Linked DNA regions of Homo sapiens: region 2 is linked to region 1. Evidence: read pairs that join two places in POLR2A ChIA-PET (ENCODE). Cell type or tissue: PC-3. All regions are shown on one strand. Each heading gives the region's core, and the rest is flanking DNA. Links, peaks and the distances in the headings are about the cores only. Region 1 holds the start of MYH16 (myosin heavy chain 16). Region 2 overlaps ARPC1A (actin related protein 2/3 complex subunit 1A).

Evidence for each region. Peaks named below come from ENCODE experiments on the same cell type or tissue, not always from the same donor. Only the 100,000 strongest peaks of a DNase experiment are listed, where the experiment ranks them.
Region 2: POLR2A ChIA-PET joins it to region 1 with 20 read pairs; 7 of 35 experiments call an interaction of 5 or more read pairs at or near these places.

The regions. Positions count from the first base shown.
Region 1 is chr7:99,269,127-99,277,567 of GRCh38, reverse strand. MYH16 (myosin heavy chain 16) reads right to left here and starts at 4,729. Exons shown (of 24, transcript NM_001431356.1): 1 at 4,491-4,729; 2 at 4,145-4,226; 3 at 1-29. The coding sequence starts at 4,225. In PC-3, for the core only: a CTCF peak has its summit at 3,251 (motif pointing left); DNase peaks (open chromatin) are centred at 3,097, 3,427 and 4,707; H3K4me3 peaks cover 340 bases; H3K27ac peaks cover 3,495 bases.
Region 2 is chr7:99,327,126-99,335,566 of GRCh38, reverse strand. ARPC1A (actin related protein 2/3 complex subunit 1A) reads right to left here. Exons shown (of 10, transcript NM_006409.4): 2 at 2,150-2,242. The coding sequence starts at 2,213. Among named protein-coding and RNA genes, the nearest start is that of ARPC1A, 5.4 kb to the right of the region's middle. In PC-3, for the core only: no CTCF peak of the experiment used is centred there; a DNase peak (open chromatin) is centred at 4,806; H3K4me3 peaks cover 3,501 bases; H3K27ac peaks cover 4,160 bases.

The DNA of each region.
Region 1 (8,441 bases), core at 290-8,289:
TGCCGAGCCACATTCAGGAGTGGCTTGACCTGGGCAATGAGCAACACCAAAGAGTGTTAGGAGAATGGGGTTTGCTGGGGGGTAGACGGAGGGCTGTGGAGTCTCTGCCTCAGGCGTGACCTCACAGCACCACTGTGGTGGGAAGCAGCTCTTGCTGTAGCTCTGCGGGTGGGGTCCCTCTCCACAGATGCCACCAGGCTGAGCTCCTTGTGTAAAGCATCCCTGGCCTCAACAGAGAAGGCCCATCCTCCCCTAGGACAATTCTTAGGATGCTCTTTAATCCTGAGGGACATGGAGTTAGGTGTCCTCGGCATCTGGGTGACCCAAGGCTTACATCTGTTCTGCATGTTGTGTAGACACCAGGAGCCCCAGTGAAATGCACAGCCTTGGGGTCCCCTCCCTCCTTCCTTCCCTACTGAGTCCTCCCACCTCTGGCTCTCTGTTTCTGTCTCTGTCTGCCTCATTTTGCTGTCTCTCTCACTCGCCCACTGTTTCTCTCTCTCTCTCTGTGTCTCTCTCTCTCTCTGTGTCTCTCTCATGCCATTCCTATCTCTGCCTCTCTTCTCAGTCTCTGTTGCTCTGCTCTCTCTTTTTCTCTCTCCGTGTTTCTGTTTCTGTCTTTCTCTCTGTCTCTTTCTCTGTCTCATCTCTGTCTCTCTTATCTCTGTCTCTCTCTCTGCCTGTCTCTCTGTTGTGCTGTCTCTCTCTCTCTCATTTTCTGTGTCTTTCTCTTTGTTTTTCTCTATGTGTGTGTGTCTCTCTCCATCTCTTACTCTCCCTCTCTCTCTCTCACTCCTTTCATCTTCTGTCTAACATGAAGTCACACCTCTCGACTTGGCCTTGCAGGCCTTCCACAATGTAGCCCCTGCCCTCCTCCTGCACTGTGTCAGCTGATACTTCCCACCATGGCCAGTGCCCCTGCACCTGTGTCTATAGGGCTGGGCCTTCTTTGCCATTCAGCCGGGAGCATTTGCTCGTGCTCTGCACCCGCAGCACCCATCGGGACCTCTCTGTGCACTTGGCCCTTCTCACCTGCACTGGAGCGCCAGGCTCCGTCCGGTCCTACCACCTGTATTCTGCCCTGCATCTGCAAGCCCCTCAAAGACCTCCCTCCCATCCCTTTGGGGTTCCTAAAGCACCTAGCAGAGCTGGTGGGGCAGGTCCCCTGGGAACCACAGAAACATTATACCATAGATACAATAGATACATAGTCAATAGATACATTTCCCAGGAGGGAAAATGCCCTAGACATGGATTTGGGAGGAGGGACAGCCTGCGCCTCTTTTGAAAGATAACAGATAAACCTCGTTCATTGCCAGCCTGGCTGTTGAGAATCTGAGATGTCACAGTGGCAAAGCTGGCATGAAAAGGTTGCAGTAACCACCATACTTTGCCGCTGTGTAGCACTTTTTATTCAATGGAAACCTACTACAAGTGTTTTTTCATTGACCCAGCCTATCTGGCTTTGTTAAATAATATTAGAGCTTAGTTAGAATACTAAGAGGAGAGGATTTAGAACAACAACAACAAAAACTAAAAAGGCCGGGCGCAGTGGCTCACGCCTGTAATCCCAGCACTTTGGGAGGCCAAGGCGGGCAGATCACCTGAGGTCAGGAGTTCAAGACCAGCCTGGCCAACATGGTGAAATCCCGTCTCTACTAAAAATACAAAAAATTAGGCGTGGTGGCAGGCGCCTTAATCCCAGCTACTCGGGAGGTTGAGGCAGGAGAATCGCTTGAATCCGGGAGGCGGAGGTTGCAGTGAGCCAGATCATGCCCCTGCGCTCCAGCCTGAGCAACAGAGCAAGATTTTGTCTCAACAACAAGAAAAACTAATTAGAACAGGACCTTGTTCTGTCAGGTCTAATTAGTAACAAGCAGGGGAGTTTACAGCTGTTGCTACCATGTCTTGCTCAGAAGGAACCTTAAAGGCCATTGGCCTGGGTCTTCCCAGAGTCTAATTGTATACCAAGGGATCTGGTGAGATGCATTCAAGCATAGACACCCTTTGATTAGAGTTGTGACATAGTTACTTTAATAGGCAATTTAAAAAATGAAAACTCAAATCCACAATTTTGTGGGTAACATTTGCTTAGGATGAGATTAAAGCAGGTAAGACTACAAAGTTTCCTTTTAAAGTAAAAGTTGTGGCTGGGCACAGTGGCTCACGCCTGTAATTCCTGGAGGCTGGGGAGGATCACTTGAGATCAGGAGTTTGAGACTGGCTGGGGTAATGTAGCAAGACGCTGTCTCTACAAAAAATTTAAAAATGAGCTGGGCGGGCGCTGTGTACCTGTAATCTCAGCCATTTGGGAGGCTGAGGTGGGAGGATTGCTTGAGGCCAGGAGTTTGAGACCAGCCTGGGCAACATAGCAAGACCCTGTCTCTTCAAAAACAAAAATTAAAAATTAGCTGGGCATGGTGGCACACACCTATAGTCTGAGCTATTCGGGAGGCTGAGGTGGAAGGATCGCTTGAGCCCGGAGTTAGAGGCTGCAGTGAGCTATGATTGCATCACTGCACTCTAGCCTGGGCAACAGAGTGAGACCCTGTGTCAAAAAAAAATTTTTTTTTTCCAAAATAAAAAAGCGAGGCCAGGTGCAATGACTCACATCTATAATCCCAGCAGCACTTTGGGAGGCCAAGGCGGGTGGATCACCTGAGGTCAGGAGTTTGAGACCAGCCTGGCCAGCATGGTAAAACCCTGTCTCTACTAAAAATACAAAAATTAGCCAGGTAGGGTGGCAGATGCATGTAATCCCAGATACTCAGGAGGCTGAGGCAGGAGAATAACTTGAACCCGGGAGGCGGAGGTTGCAGTGAGCTGAGATTGTGCCCCTGCACTCCAGCCTGGGTGACAGAGTGAGACTCCGTCTCAAAAAAAAAAAAAAAAAAAAAAGTGAATTAATGTAAAGAAAGGTGAGTCATGGAACAGGCGGGGAAAGCCAGGCGGCACCGGCAACGCCTGGCCTTTGAGACATGCTCACCTAGATTCCTCTCCAATCCCAGGTCCTCCAGGGCCGGCCTGTGTGTGGATACATTTGGGGAAGCAGAACTTACTATTCCTCCCTTTCCATCTGTGGTGGGTGCTGATTGTTAGCTAGTTCTTTCCCATGGGGGAGTGTAAAGAAACTTCCTTGTGAGCTATGGAGGACTCAGGGCCACCCGAGATGACTCAGAGCCTGTCCCCACCCTCTGCGGGTCCTCCTTTCTCCTGAACATAGCTGCCTGGTGCCTGACTCCCTCTTCTGGTGCCCAGAGACATGTCCCTCTTAATGGTGGCCCCAGCACAGGCATGATTGGACCCATGTGCAGTGCCATGGCTGGTGGCCTCCTGCCTTGGTTGAGGGTGGCCTGGCTGCTTGGGACCTCTGTGGGTCCCACCACCTGGCTGACTCACATACCATACTCATTGCTGTTTCGGAAGAACAGGAAATGAGAGGTCGGACCTTATCATTTCCTGAGGTTCCCCCAGCTCTAAGCCAAGAACTCACTGGAGTTGAAGATGCCTCAACATGCCCAGGGGCAAGGAGTCAATAATCAAGCTCACTTTTTTTGGTGGGGGTGGTATGGCGCTCTCCATCTTAAGTGGATTTTATTTTGAGGGATGAGATGGAAGGCAGAAAGACACTTGCTCTCCTTTCCTTTCCTCTCTCCCTTCCTTTCCTCTCTCCCTTTCATCTCTCCCTTCCTTTCCTCTCTCCCTTCCTTTCCTCTCTGTCTTCCTTTCCTCTCTCCCTTCCTTTCCTCTCTGTCTTCCTTTCCTCTCTCCCTTCCTTTCCTCTCTCCCTTCCTTTCCTCTCTTTCTTACTTTCCTCTCTCTCTTCCTTTCTTTTCTTTTGAAATGGGGTCTCACTGTGTTGCCCAGGCTGGTCTCAAACTCCTGGCCTCAAGCAATCCTCCTGCCTCAGCCTCCCAAAGGGCTGGGATTACAGGTGTGAGCCACTGTGCCCGCCCCATGATTTTTCTTAGGGAGGAATTAGTCCCTGTCTGGACAGAGGCTAGATTTTTGTCTCTAAGGTGCCCTCATTTTCAAACTGTTCTTGCAGCCTCTCACTCCCGAGGGGCATCTCTGTCCAGGATCAAGCCCTCCCCCAGCCCATAGGCAGCAGCAGTCCCCCCTGGCCTGGCCCCTCGGCCCTCACCTTGTTGTACAGCTTCCACCAGCCCCAGAAACGGAGCTGCAGGAACTTGTGCACGTTCTGCTGAATGACTTTCAGGCCCATTCTGCGAAAAGAATCCAGGGTTGAGTGGGTTACAATGAAGGTGTTAGGACCTGGCTTCCCTGGGGAAGGGGTGGGGCCTGGGAATAGAAGCCAGCAGATCTACCTTGTTCAGACACCAAAGTGCCTTCTCGAGACCCAGCATTGCCCATGTGGTCTGCGGCAGGGAGACTCACGTTGGGGTCAGAGCTTAGCAGCACGATAAGGGAGCTGAGGTGAAACCTGATGGAACCAGGTCCCTCCCAGATGGCACAAGGCTGAGACATACCAGTCATTGACTCCTGCATTTTCCCTCCTCCACCAGAAATCACCCATTAGTCTCCAAATCCCATGGATCTGCAAAGTTGCTGGAATCTGCCCGTTTCTTGTTCCCTGCAGCTTCACTCAACTGCCATTTATTGAGGACCTCCTGTGCACCAAGGCCCTGGGCTGAATCAGGCCAAGATCCCTCACATCAGCCCCTAACTGGTATCCCTGCCTTCAGTCCAGGGCTGCAGGTGGCCTGCTGATGGGAACAGGAATTCATTACTAATTCTATGACCACAAAGAAATAGAGTGAATCACAGGTCATCTGGGATGGACCTACCTTTTTTTTTTTTGAGACAGGGTCTCACTCTGTTGCCCAGGCTAGAGTGCAATGGTGCAATTATGGCTCACTGGAACTTTGTACTCCCTGGCTCAAGCAATCCTCCTGCCTCAGCCTCCAAAGTAGCTGGGACTACAGGCATGCACCACCACCTGCGAATTTTTTGTTTCTGTTTTTTTTTGTAGAGATGGGGTCTCCCTATCTCCTGTTGCCCAGGCTGGTCTCAAACTCCTGAGCTCAAGTGATCTCCCACCTTGGCTTCTCAAAGTGCTGGGATTACAGGTATGGGCTACCACACCTGGCCAGACCCAGCCCTTTAAAAATTACCAGGTTAGGGAGATGGCTGAAAAACATGGTTCCAAGGGCAGGGATGTGGAGTGAGAATTGCTGAGTTCTAATCCTGGCTCTGCATGAACCTGCCCCAGTTCCTTAACCTCTCAGACCTCAGTTTCCACATCTGTAAAGTGGGGGTGCTGGCCCTACCATGCCCCTCTCATAGCATCATTATGTGAATCAAGTAAGAGGAAGGCTGTGACATGACTTGAAACTATAAAGAGAGGGTTTATATTAGTTGTTTCCTGTTAGGGGTTAAGCTGTGTCCTCCGAAAGGATACGTTGAAGTCCTAACACCCAATACCTAGGAAGGGAACCTTGTTTGGGAATAGGGTCTCAGCAAATGTAACTAGTTAAGATGAGGTGGTCATACTGGAGTAAGGTGGACCCTAATTCAATGACTGGTGTCCATATAAAAAGAGGGAAGATGGGCTGGGCGCAGTGGCTCACGCCTGTAATCCTAACACTTTGAGAAGTTGAGGCAGGTGGATTGCTTGAGCCCAGGAGTTTGAAATGAGCCTAGGCAACATAGGGAGACCTTGTCTCTACCAAAAAAAAAATTAGCCAGGTGTGGTACAGTGCACCTGTAGTCCTAGCTACTCAGGAGGCTGAGGTGGGAGTATCACTCAAGCCCAAGAGGTTGAGGCTGCAGTGAGCTATGATCGCACCACTGTACTCCAGCCTGGGCTACAGAGCAAGACCCCATCCCCCACTCAAAAATAAAATTTAAGGCGATGGATATCCCAGTTATCCTGATTTTATTATATGAATGTATCAAGTTATCACATAAAACCTAAAATATGCATAGCTATTAGGTATCAGTAAAAAAATTTTTAAAAATTCCTGTTGTTTGAAGCCACCCAGTGTGTGAACTTGGTTGCGGCAGCTCTGAGAGACAGGGTTCTTTTTATTTTTTTGAGACGGAGTTTTGCTTCTGTCGCCCAGGCTGGAGTGCAATGGCACGATCTCAGCTCACTGCAACCTCCGCCTCCCGGATTCAAGCGATTCTCCTGCCTCAACCTCCCCAGTAGCTGGGATTATAGGTGCCCACCACCACGCCCAGCTAATTTTTGTATTTTTTGTAGAGATGGGGTTTCACCATGTTGGCCAGGCTGGTCTTGAACTCCCGACCTCAGGCAATCCGCCCGCCTCAGCCTCCCAAAGTGCTGGGATTACAGGCATGAGCCACCGCACCTGGCCAGCCACACAGGGTTCTTTGTGCCAGCAAGACATTGGCATCCACCCCTGGCCCACCACGCAGCATGGCCAGTGGAGCTGGCCCTGAGTGCGTGTGGCTCCTCTGGGCCTTCCTGTCGGTGTTTGTGAGTGCTACCTTCGTTCCAGCATCTTCTTGAACTCCACCCTCATGAGGAAGCCCCGAAGCCGACACTGCAGCATCGTCATGATCTTGGCCAGACGCTCGTCCCTCATGTCCTCAAGCCTGGCCAGGATGCCCGCACGGAAGAACACCTGGGGAAAGACCGCACGCCTTTGAAAAAGCCCGGCTGTCACCGATGGCAGCCACTTGGGGGAGTTTTAAATCAAAGAAGGGTTTTTGTTTGTTTGTTTTGCTGGAGTGCAGTGGCGCGATTACGGATCACTGCAGCCTCAACCTCCCGAGCTTAAGCAATCCTCCCATCTCAGTCTCCCAAGTAGCTGAGACTACAGGCACATGCCACCATGCCTGGCTAAATTTATTATTATTATTGTAGAGATAGGGTCTCACTATGTTATCCAGGCTGAGCCTCCCAAAGTGCTTGGGATTACAGGCATGTGCCACCATGTCCAGCTAATTAAAAAAATTTTTTTCGGCTGGGCGCAGTGGCTCATGCCTGTAATCCCAGCACTTTGGGAGGCCGAGGTGGGTGGATCATGAGGTCAGGAGATCGAGACCATCCTGGCTAACATGGTGAAACCCCATATCTACTAAAAATACAAAAAGCCGGGCGTGGTGGCGGGCGCCTGTAGTCCTAGCTACTCAGGAGGCTGAGGCAGGAGAATGGCGTGAACCCGGGAGGCGGAGCTTGTAGTGAGCCGAGATCACGCCACTGCACTCCAGCCTGGGCAACAGAGCAAGACAGTCTCAAAAAAAAAAAAAAAAAATTTTTTTTTCTGAGATGAGGTCTGGTTATGTTGCCCATAACCAAGGCTGGCCTTGAACTACTGGACTCAAGTGATCTTCCTATCTCAGCCTCCCAAAATGCAGGAATTATAGGCATGAGCCACCATGCCCTGCCTGTTGATGTTTTAAAAATCCCCCCAGGCCAGGCACGATGGCTCACACCTGTAATCCCAGTGCCTTGGGAGGCTGAGACGGGCAGATCAGGAGTTCAAGACCAGCCTGGCCAACGTGGTGAAACCCCGTCTTTATTAAAAATACAAAAAATTAGCCAGGCATGCTGGCAGGTGCCTGTAATCCCAGTTACTCGGGAGGCTGAGGCAGGAGAATCGCTTAAACCCGGGAGGCGGAGGTTGCAGTGAGCCAAGACAGTGCCACTGCACTCCAGCCTGGGTAACAGAGTGAGACTCCGTCTCAAAAAAAAAAAAAAAAAAAAAAAAAAGTGTCCCCAGATGAGTCTAATGTATAGCCAAGGTTGAGAACTTTGTTCTAGAGAAATTCCTGCACAGGACCATGAGCAAGGATGTTCACAGCAGCACTGCAGTACAGTGTGGCAGTGACAATGTCACGTACCAATGAGGATGAAGCTTAGAAACATGGCAAAGCGATAAAAGCACGTCATGGAGGAATGTCACGGAAGGGTGTGTCAAGTATGATACTTCCATGAAGCTCAAAACCAAGCACGACCTGCAGGCATATGTGCTAAAGCTATTTTTGAAAGGTAAGGAAATAAGCCAGGTGGTGTGGCTTATGCCTGTAATCCCAACACTTTGGGAGGCCGAGGTGGGAGGATCACTTGAGCCCAGGAGTTGGAGAACAGCCTTGGCAACATATTGAGACCCCATCTCTATAAAAAATACAAAAATTAGCCAGATGTGGAGGTGTGCACCTGTAGTCCCAGCTACTCGAGAGGCTGAGGTGGGAGAACCGCTTGAGCCCAACAGTTTGAAGCCACAGTGAGCTGTGATCGTGTCACTGCACTCCAGCCTGGGCGACAGAGCAAGACCATGTCTCTTAAGAAAAAAAAAAAAAAAGAGAATGGTTCATGTCAAAATTCAAGACAGGGTTACTCCTGGGGGTAGGGAGGGGATGGGAGAGGAAAGACATGAAAGGTTGACATTCTGGGCTTTTCAGTGGGTTCACAGGGTGCTGGCTTTATTATTATGTTTCATAATGTAACA
Region 2 (8,441 bases), core at 367-8,366, 58 kb before region 1:
TGGAAATGCAAGCGACACAATAACCAAAATAATCTTGAAAAGAACAAAGTTGGAACTTACACTTCTTGATTTCAAAACTTACCACCAAGCTATAGTAATCAAGACAGACTGGTCCTGAAATTAGGATAAACATAAAGAACAATGGAATAGAATTGAGAGTCCAGAAATAAACTCTCATCTTTACAGTCAGTTGATTTTCAAAAAGGGGGCCAAGGCAATAAAACAGAGAGGATAGTTTTCAACAAAAGGTGCAGGAAAAACTCGATTATCTTGGCCGGTGTGGTGGCTCATGCCCACTAAGTATATCCCAGCACTTCGGGAGGCCAAGGCAGGTGGATTGCTGGAGGCCAGGAGTTCGAGGCCAGTCTGGGTGACATAGCGCATCCCTGTCTCTACTGAAAATACAAAAATTAGCCAGGTGTGGGCCGGGCGCAGTGGCTTACACCTGTAATCCCAGCACTTTGGGAGGCCAAGGCGGGCAGATCACGAGGTCAGGAGATTGAGACCATCCTGGCTAACAGGTGAAACCCTGTCTCTACTAAAAATACAAAAAAAATTAGCCGAGCATGGTGGCTGGTGCCTGTAGTCCCAGCTACTCAGGAGGCTGAGGCAGGAGAATGGTGTGAACCCCGGAGGCGGAGCTTGCAGTGGGCCAAGATTGTGCCACTGCACTCCAGCCTGGGCGACAGAGCGAGACTGCGTCTCAAAAAAAAAAATATTAGCCAGGTGTGGTGGCGCATGCATGTAATCACAGCTTCTTGGGAGGCTCAGACATGATAATCACTTGAACCTGGGAGGCGGAGGTTGCAGTAAGCCGAGATTGCACCACTGCACTCCAGCTTGGATGACAGAGCAAGACTCTGTCTCAATAAATAAATAAATAAATAAACACAGAAAAAAAGAAGAAAAAAATGAAAACTGGATATCTACATACAAAAGGAACCCTATCTTACAGGATACACAAAAATTAACTCAAAATGGACCAAAGTCCTACATAAAAGGACTAAAGCTTTAAGACTCTTAGAAGGAAACACAGGCATAGGCACACATTGTTGTGATCCTGGATTATGCAATGGTTTCTTTGATACAACAGCAGAAGTACAAGCAACAAAAGAAAAATAAGCGAAATTGGACTTTTTCTCCCCAATCCTGCTCTTTCTGTGTTTTTATTATTTAATTATTATTGTTATTATTTTTTTTTTTGAGAAAGAGAGTCTTGCCCTGTCACCCAGGCTGGAGTACAGTGGCACAATCTCAGATCACTGCAACCTCTGCCTCCCGGATTCAAGCGATTTTCCTGCCACAGCCTCCTGAGTAGCTGGGATTACAGGCAGGTACCACCACACCTGGTTAATTTTTTTTATTTTTAGTAGAGATGGGGTTTCACCATGTTGGCCAGGCTGATCTCGAACTCCTGACCTCAAATGATCTGCCCGCCTCGGTCTCCCAAAGTGCTGGGATTACAGACATGAGCCTCCATGCTCAGCCTTGTGACAAAGCGAGACTCTGTCTCAAAAAAAAAAAATACATATATATGTGTGTGTGTGTGTGTGTGTGTGTGTACACACACACACAGTTTTTCTATTTTTTTTCGTAGAGACAGGGTTTCCCCATGTTGCTCAGGTTGGTCTTGAACTCTTGAGCTCAAGATATTTGCCTGCCTTGGCCTCCCAAAGTGCTGGGATTACAGGCAGGAGCCACTGCACCCAGCCTCATCTTGTCATATTATCTGTCACTTTGCTTGCTGAACTGTGCCTACTTCTAAGAGCATTCTCCATCCCTTTCTAGTTTGCTGGAGCTAGAAAACTAGAAACTCAAGCTGACTAAGAATAACATAGTAAATACTAGTTAATAATGCTCTGAGTAGCTCAGGAGCAAACCACTTGTCTCTGAAACAGCTTATTCTAGGTCCTAGTGCTCTGACTAAATGTGAACTTGGTATGTAACCTCTGCAAAGCCCTTCCTTCACTCTGGGCCTCAGTTTATCTATCTGTAAACCAAAGGACTGACTTAGTTCCCTTCTGAATGTATATAATAGATGTATGTTCTTTGCACATGTGATACTGAGATATGTGAGCCCTAAATGTGTCTAAAGATGAAATGTACCAAAGGTACCAAAATACAAAAGCAAAGTTAATAAAATACTTACGAGTACGATCCCTGTTCCAGGCATGACAGGTGATTGGCTCTAGTAAAAACTGATGCAGTGACATTATTCTTAGTGTTTTCAAAGGAGAGAAAGCTGCAATGAACAATAACAAAAAGCATTTTATACAATAGGGAAAAGGCAAGTAACCAATGTTTAAGTTGCCTGAGGATCTTAAGATGTTCGGAAATAAATAAAACATTGTCCTCCCATTAAAAAATAATCTGGCCAGGCACGGTGGCTCACGCTTGTAATACTAGCACTTTGGGAGGCCAAGGCAGGTGGATCACAAGGTCAGGAGTTCAAGACCAGCCTGGCCAACCTGGTGAAACCCAGTTTCTACTAAAAATACAAAAATTAGCTGGGCGTGGTGGCACACGCCTCTAGTTCCAGCTACTCGGGAGGCTGAGGCAGGAGAATTGCTTGCATCCAGGAGGCAGAGGTTGCAGTGAATCAAGATCATGCCACTGCACTCCAGCCTGGGCGACAGAGCGAGACTCTGTCTCAAAAAAAAAAAGGCCGGGCATGGTGGTCACACCTCTAATCCCAGAACTTTCTTTGGGAGGCCAAGGCAGGCAGGTCACGAGGTCAGGAGATCCAGACCATCCTGGCTAACACGGTGAAACCCCGTCTCTACTAAAAATACAAAAAATTAGCCGGGCATGGTAGCGGGCGCCTGTAGTCCCAGCTACTTGGGAGGCCGAGACAGGAGAATGGCGAACCTGGGAGGTGGAGCTTGCAGTGAGCCGACATCGCGCTACTGCACTCCAGCCTGGGCGACACAGTGAGATTCTGTCTCAAAAAAAAAAAAAAAAATCTATCTCATTGTCAAAACTTAACCATCTGAATAAATCTAGCATTGTAACAACTAATGTGGAATTTATTCTGTTCAGGGTCGTCAATGGACTCTTAAACCATGGGTACAGGATATTCCTAGTCTCAAATTATCATCCCACAGATTGCTTATTAACTACAAAGAGAAAAAGATGCCTTTACGTTGAAGAAATCTGGCAATCACCACGTAATCACCATGTTATAAATAGTGGATCAATCTAACTGGATGGGCCTCCTGATGGCAGTCCACATGAAGTACACATCGTCACTTATAAATAGTGACTTAACGTACCATCCAAACCAGAACACTTCTGAGAGCAAAAATAAATAATAATTATGCCAACACAACAGGTCACAGGGCTATCCTGGAGAAACCTGGGAATATGGTCAACCTACCAATGAAGTCTCTATGCCAAACATATTTACTCTAAATCCAATCAAGATTCAGATCTAATTTTCAGTTTACAAGAAATAAAGGATAAAGGAACTAGTCAAGCAACACAAGGAGGAAATAAACAGTTAAAGCCAGGGTGTGTGCCATTCTATAGAAGAACTGGCCTGGACTATTCCAAAAAGGCAATATGGAGGCAGGATGAGAACTGTTCTAGAGAGCTATGAAAACCAAATTTGATAAGTGAAAGTTGATTATAATATAATTTCTTTTTTTTGAGACAGAGTCTCACTCTGTTGCCCAGACTGGAGTACAGTGGCACCATCTCAGCTCACTGCAACCTCCACTTCCTGGACTCAGGTGATCCTCCTGCCTCAGCCTCCTGAGTAGCTGGGATTACAAGTGTGCACCACCAGGCCCAGCTAATTTTTGTATTTTTAGTAGAGATGGACTTTCACCATGTTGGCCAGGCTGGTCTTGAACACCTGGCCTCAAGTGACCCGCCCTCCTCAGCCTCCCAAAGTGCTGAGATTACAGGTGTGAGCCACTGTGCCTGGCCCATAATCCACATTTTAAAAAATGGGCAGAAAAGATGTATTTTGTATAACAGGGAAAATTACAATTTAAACTAGATATTACATATGGAATTATTTTCATTTTCTTAGGTGTGATAACGGTATTGCCATTAGATAGGAGAATGTCCTAGCTCTTAGGAGACAAAGATAATGATGAAGTGTTCAGGGATGAAGTATCATGATGTCTTCTGTAACTTCTTTTCTTTTTTTGGGTGGGGGGCAGGGGAGATAGGGTCTTGCTCTCTCACCCAGGTTTGGAGGGCAGTGGTGCAATCTATGCTCACTGCAGCCTCCGTCTTCTGGCCTCAAGTGATCCTCCCACCTCAGCCTCCTGAGTAGCTGTGGCTACAAGCATGCACCACCAAGCCCAGGTAATTTTTGTAGAGATGGGGTTTCACCATGTTGCCCAGGCTGCTCTGACTGGGCTCAAGTGATCCACCTGCCTCAGCCTCCCAAAGTGCTGGGATTACAGGCATGAGTCACCATGCCCAGCCACTGTAACTTATTTTCAATAGTTCAGGACAGAAAATATATAGAATGTGAATGTGGCAAAATGCTAACTGGTGAATCTAGGCAAAGAGTATGTAGGCGTTTGTGATAATACTTTTTAAACTTTTAATTGTAACTAAATGAAAAGCAGGAATCTGCAAAACATTAAATTAAAAATTCTCTATTTTATAGGTACCCAAATCTAGATACACTTGAAGAAGCAACCATTAACTGAAATGGGAACATTTTTCAAAAAGCAGCCAGCCTTCCTCTACCCCCAACTTTATCATTTCCAGGAGGCACCCTCACAATAAACTCAAGTTTCAACACACGTAAGTATGTGTCATGTTAACCTTGGGTGGAGGCTGAAATGTGAGATATGAATTCTGATGCAAGCAGGAAATGAATGGAAGGGCCACTAGAAGGTTGTAAAGTGAACAATGAAAGTTCAGCTGACAAAGCAGAAATCAGTCTCAGAAAGCAGAAGCAGCACCTCTGCTAATTGTAAAGGAACCCAGGCCAGGCATGGTGGCTCAAGCCTGTAATCCCAGCACTTTGGGAGGCCGAGGTGGGCGGATCACCTGAGGTCGGGAGTTCGAGACCAGCCTGGCCAACATGGCGAAACCCTATCTCTACTAAAAATACAAAAATCAGACGGGCATGGTGGCAGGCACCTGTAATTCCAGCTACTCAGGAGGCTGAGGCACAAGAATCTCTTGAACATGGGAGGCGGAGGTTGCAGTGAGCCAAGATGGTGCCACTGCACTGCAGCCTAGGTGACAGAGTGAGACTCTGTATCAAAACAAAACAAACAAACAAACAAAAAGGGGGGGGGAACCCAAAGGTAAGTGCAACTTTAAATAAAAAACATCTGATACCTTGAACTGGCAGAGAAATGCTAGCATTTCATATTCTATTCTAAGAGTGAAGATAGTTAAGTCATTACTTTTTTCTTTTATACAGTCGAGAAAGCAAACTACAACTAACAAAGAAAAAGCTTAGGAATTGGCAATTTAAAAAAATTTTAAATGCATTCAAATGAGAATGTTTAATTTGTTTTTTTTTTTTACAAGAACTTCCAGATGCTCACTGCATGCTTCTCTCTTTATCTCTGATATCAGATGCTCACTCCAAATTGTTCCATCACAACAGATTTTAGTAACAGCTACTCAAAATAACATGCTGTTATAACTCCTTAATTAAAAGCGCTTTAGTTCAAAAGCCACATTTGATAAGCTTATTTGTTAACTAAAAATAAAATCGGTCTGCAAATCAGAAATTTGATGTGAATATCTACGTGCCATAAAAGTACATGGTTCATGTCCAGTTGAAAAGTACAGCTGCAGACAAAAGGCTTTCTCATGTTCAACTCAGTGTTTTATAAGCAATGTAGCAAAGACTTCAAAAGAGGTGGCCATTTACACAACAGTGTAATTACTTCTAAAATTGCATTTCTAATTTTGCCATATCATTCAAGTTCCATATTTGGACATACACTTAAGACCTGTACTTCTTTTATAATCAGGTGGCTATTTTAAGTCTGCAGGCCAAGACAACACTCATGTTTGTCAAATTTAGAATGCACCTAGCAAACACCACTTGCATTCATGAAACCCAGTGAATGCAGAAGAAATTCCTAATAGCTTGAATTATGTACCAAGAAAGGGTACCTTCTGTCATAGGGTGATAATTATAATTTCTAAACTATGGTTAATGTTTAAGTGAAATCTGAAAAGCTTTGTCTTAATAGAGCTAGAGAGGGAGAAAAGGGGACAAATAAAAATGCCAGGAACTCCTCATCCCTTTTCTTTATTTTCTTTTTTTTTTTTTTGAGACGGAGTCTCGCTCTGTCGCCCAGGCTGGAGTACAGTGGCACGATCTCGGCTCACTGCAAACTCTGCCTCCCGGGTTCACGCCATTCTCCTGCCTCAGCCTCCCGAGTAGCTGGGACTACAGGGGCCCGCCACCACACCCGGCCAATTTTTTTGTATTTTTAGTAGAGATGGGGTTTCACCGTGTTAGCCAGGATGGTCTCGATATCCTGACCTCGTGATCCGCCTGCCTCGGCCTCCCAAAGTGCTGGGATTACAGGCGTGAGCCACCGCGCCCTGCCCCTCATCCCTTTTCTTTTCCTCCCTCCCTCCCCCCTCATCCCTTTTCTCTCTCTCTGAGTTTTTTTCTCAGACAAGGTCTTGCTCTGTCACCCAGGCTGGACTGCAGTGGTGTGATCTCAGTTCACTGCAACCTCGGCTTCCCAGGGTCAAGCCATCCTCCCACTTTAGCCTCCTGAGTAGCTGGGACCACAGGCATGCATCACTATGCCCTGCTAATTTTTTAGTTTTTTGTAAAGACAGGGGTCTCCCTATGTTGTCCAGGCTGGTCTCAAACTCCTGGGCTCAAGTGATCTGCCCACTTCAGCCTCCCAAAGTGTTAAGATTGCAAGCATGAGCCACCATGCCCGGCCCCCACCCCTTTTCTTTATCTATCACTGAGTACAGAGTCATTCTGATGTATGGCTAGCCATGGGCTCTGAAGCCGAGGCTGGGTTTGAACCCTGGCTTTTGACACACACTAGCTATGAAACCCTGGGCAAGTCACTTGATATCTCTAAATCTCATTTTTTTCTTCTGTAAAGTGGATATACCACTGAGATCACAAGGAGAATTAAATGAGACATGTGAAAGCAAGTAGTACAGAGCCTAGCCTGAAATACATGCCAGCAGGTTCCCTTTCTCCCTTTGACCCAAGGCTTTTCTATTTTTTAAATGGAGTTTTGCTCTTGTTGCCTAGGCTGGAGTGAAATGGTGTGATCTCAGCTCACCGCAACCTCCGTCTCCCGGGTTCAAGCGATTCTCCAGCCTCAGCCTCCTGAGTAGCTGGGATTACAGGCACGTGCCACCATGCCTGGCTAATTTTGTATTTTTAGTAGAGACGGGGTTTCTCCATGTTGGTCAGGCTGGTCTCAAACTCCTGACCTTGGTGATCCACCCGCCTCAGCCTCTCAAAGTGTTGGGATTACAGGCGTGAGCCACTGCACCTGGCCAACTCAAGGCTTTTAAACCAACCATAGAACCCACCAGTTAGTTTCCTCTGAGCTTGGAAACGTTGACATATGCTATAAATTCTTGGCCCTACTCCTTTGGAGCTTGAAAATGCCCACAAAAGTGGGCATTTCTGTCCCCTGTTTAGGGTCAGTTTTCAAGACCGTGATTCACCTAGTTCCTAATCACTCTCATTAGCCAATCTAGCAACATCAAGTACTCCAACAAGGTCACCACACCCTCCTCAACATTCAGACAGGCTCCAGTCCAGGCACCAGCCTCACCAGCAGACCATTTTAAACTTCTTTATATAGGATTTGTTTCAGCATTGGATGAGACAACTAGATCAAAGTATCACCACTCCGCGTCCAAAATAGGAGTTTTCCGAAATGGTCCCTTCCTTTAACTGTGATTAACAGATGAACTCCAGAAGATCTCTGAATACTTTGTGGGAGAAAATAGCCATATAAGCTGGGTGTGGTGTCTCACACCCAAAATCCCAGCACTTTGGGAGGTCGAGGTGGGAGGATAGCTTGAGCTTAGGAGCTCCAGACCAGCTTGGGCCACATATGGAGACCCTGTCTTTACAAAAAATACAAAAAAAAAAAAAAAATTAGCCAGGCGCAGTGGCTCATGCCTGTAGTCACAGCTACTCGGGAGGCTGAGGCAGGAGAATCGCTTGAACCCAGGAGGTGGAGGTTGCAGTGAGCCAAGATCACACCACTGCACTCCAGTCTGGGTGACAGAGTGAGACTCTATCTCCAAAAATAAGTAAATAAAAATAAATGAAAATTAGCCCAGTGTGGTGGCACACGCCTGTAGTCCCAGCTACTCAGGAGGCTGAGGTGGGAGGATCTGTTAAGCCCAGGAGGTCGAGGCTGCAGGAAAAAAAAAAAAAAGGAAGACAACAACCACAGTTACCCACTCCCTAACAGGACAAAAACACCTTCCTGACTGATGCCCCT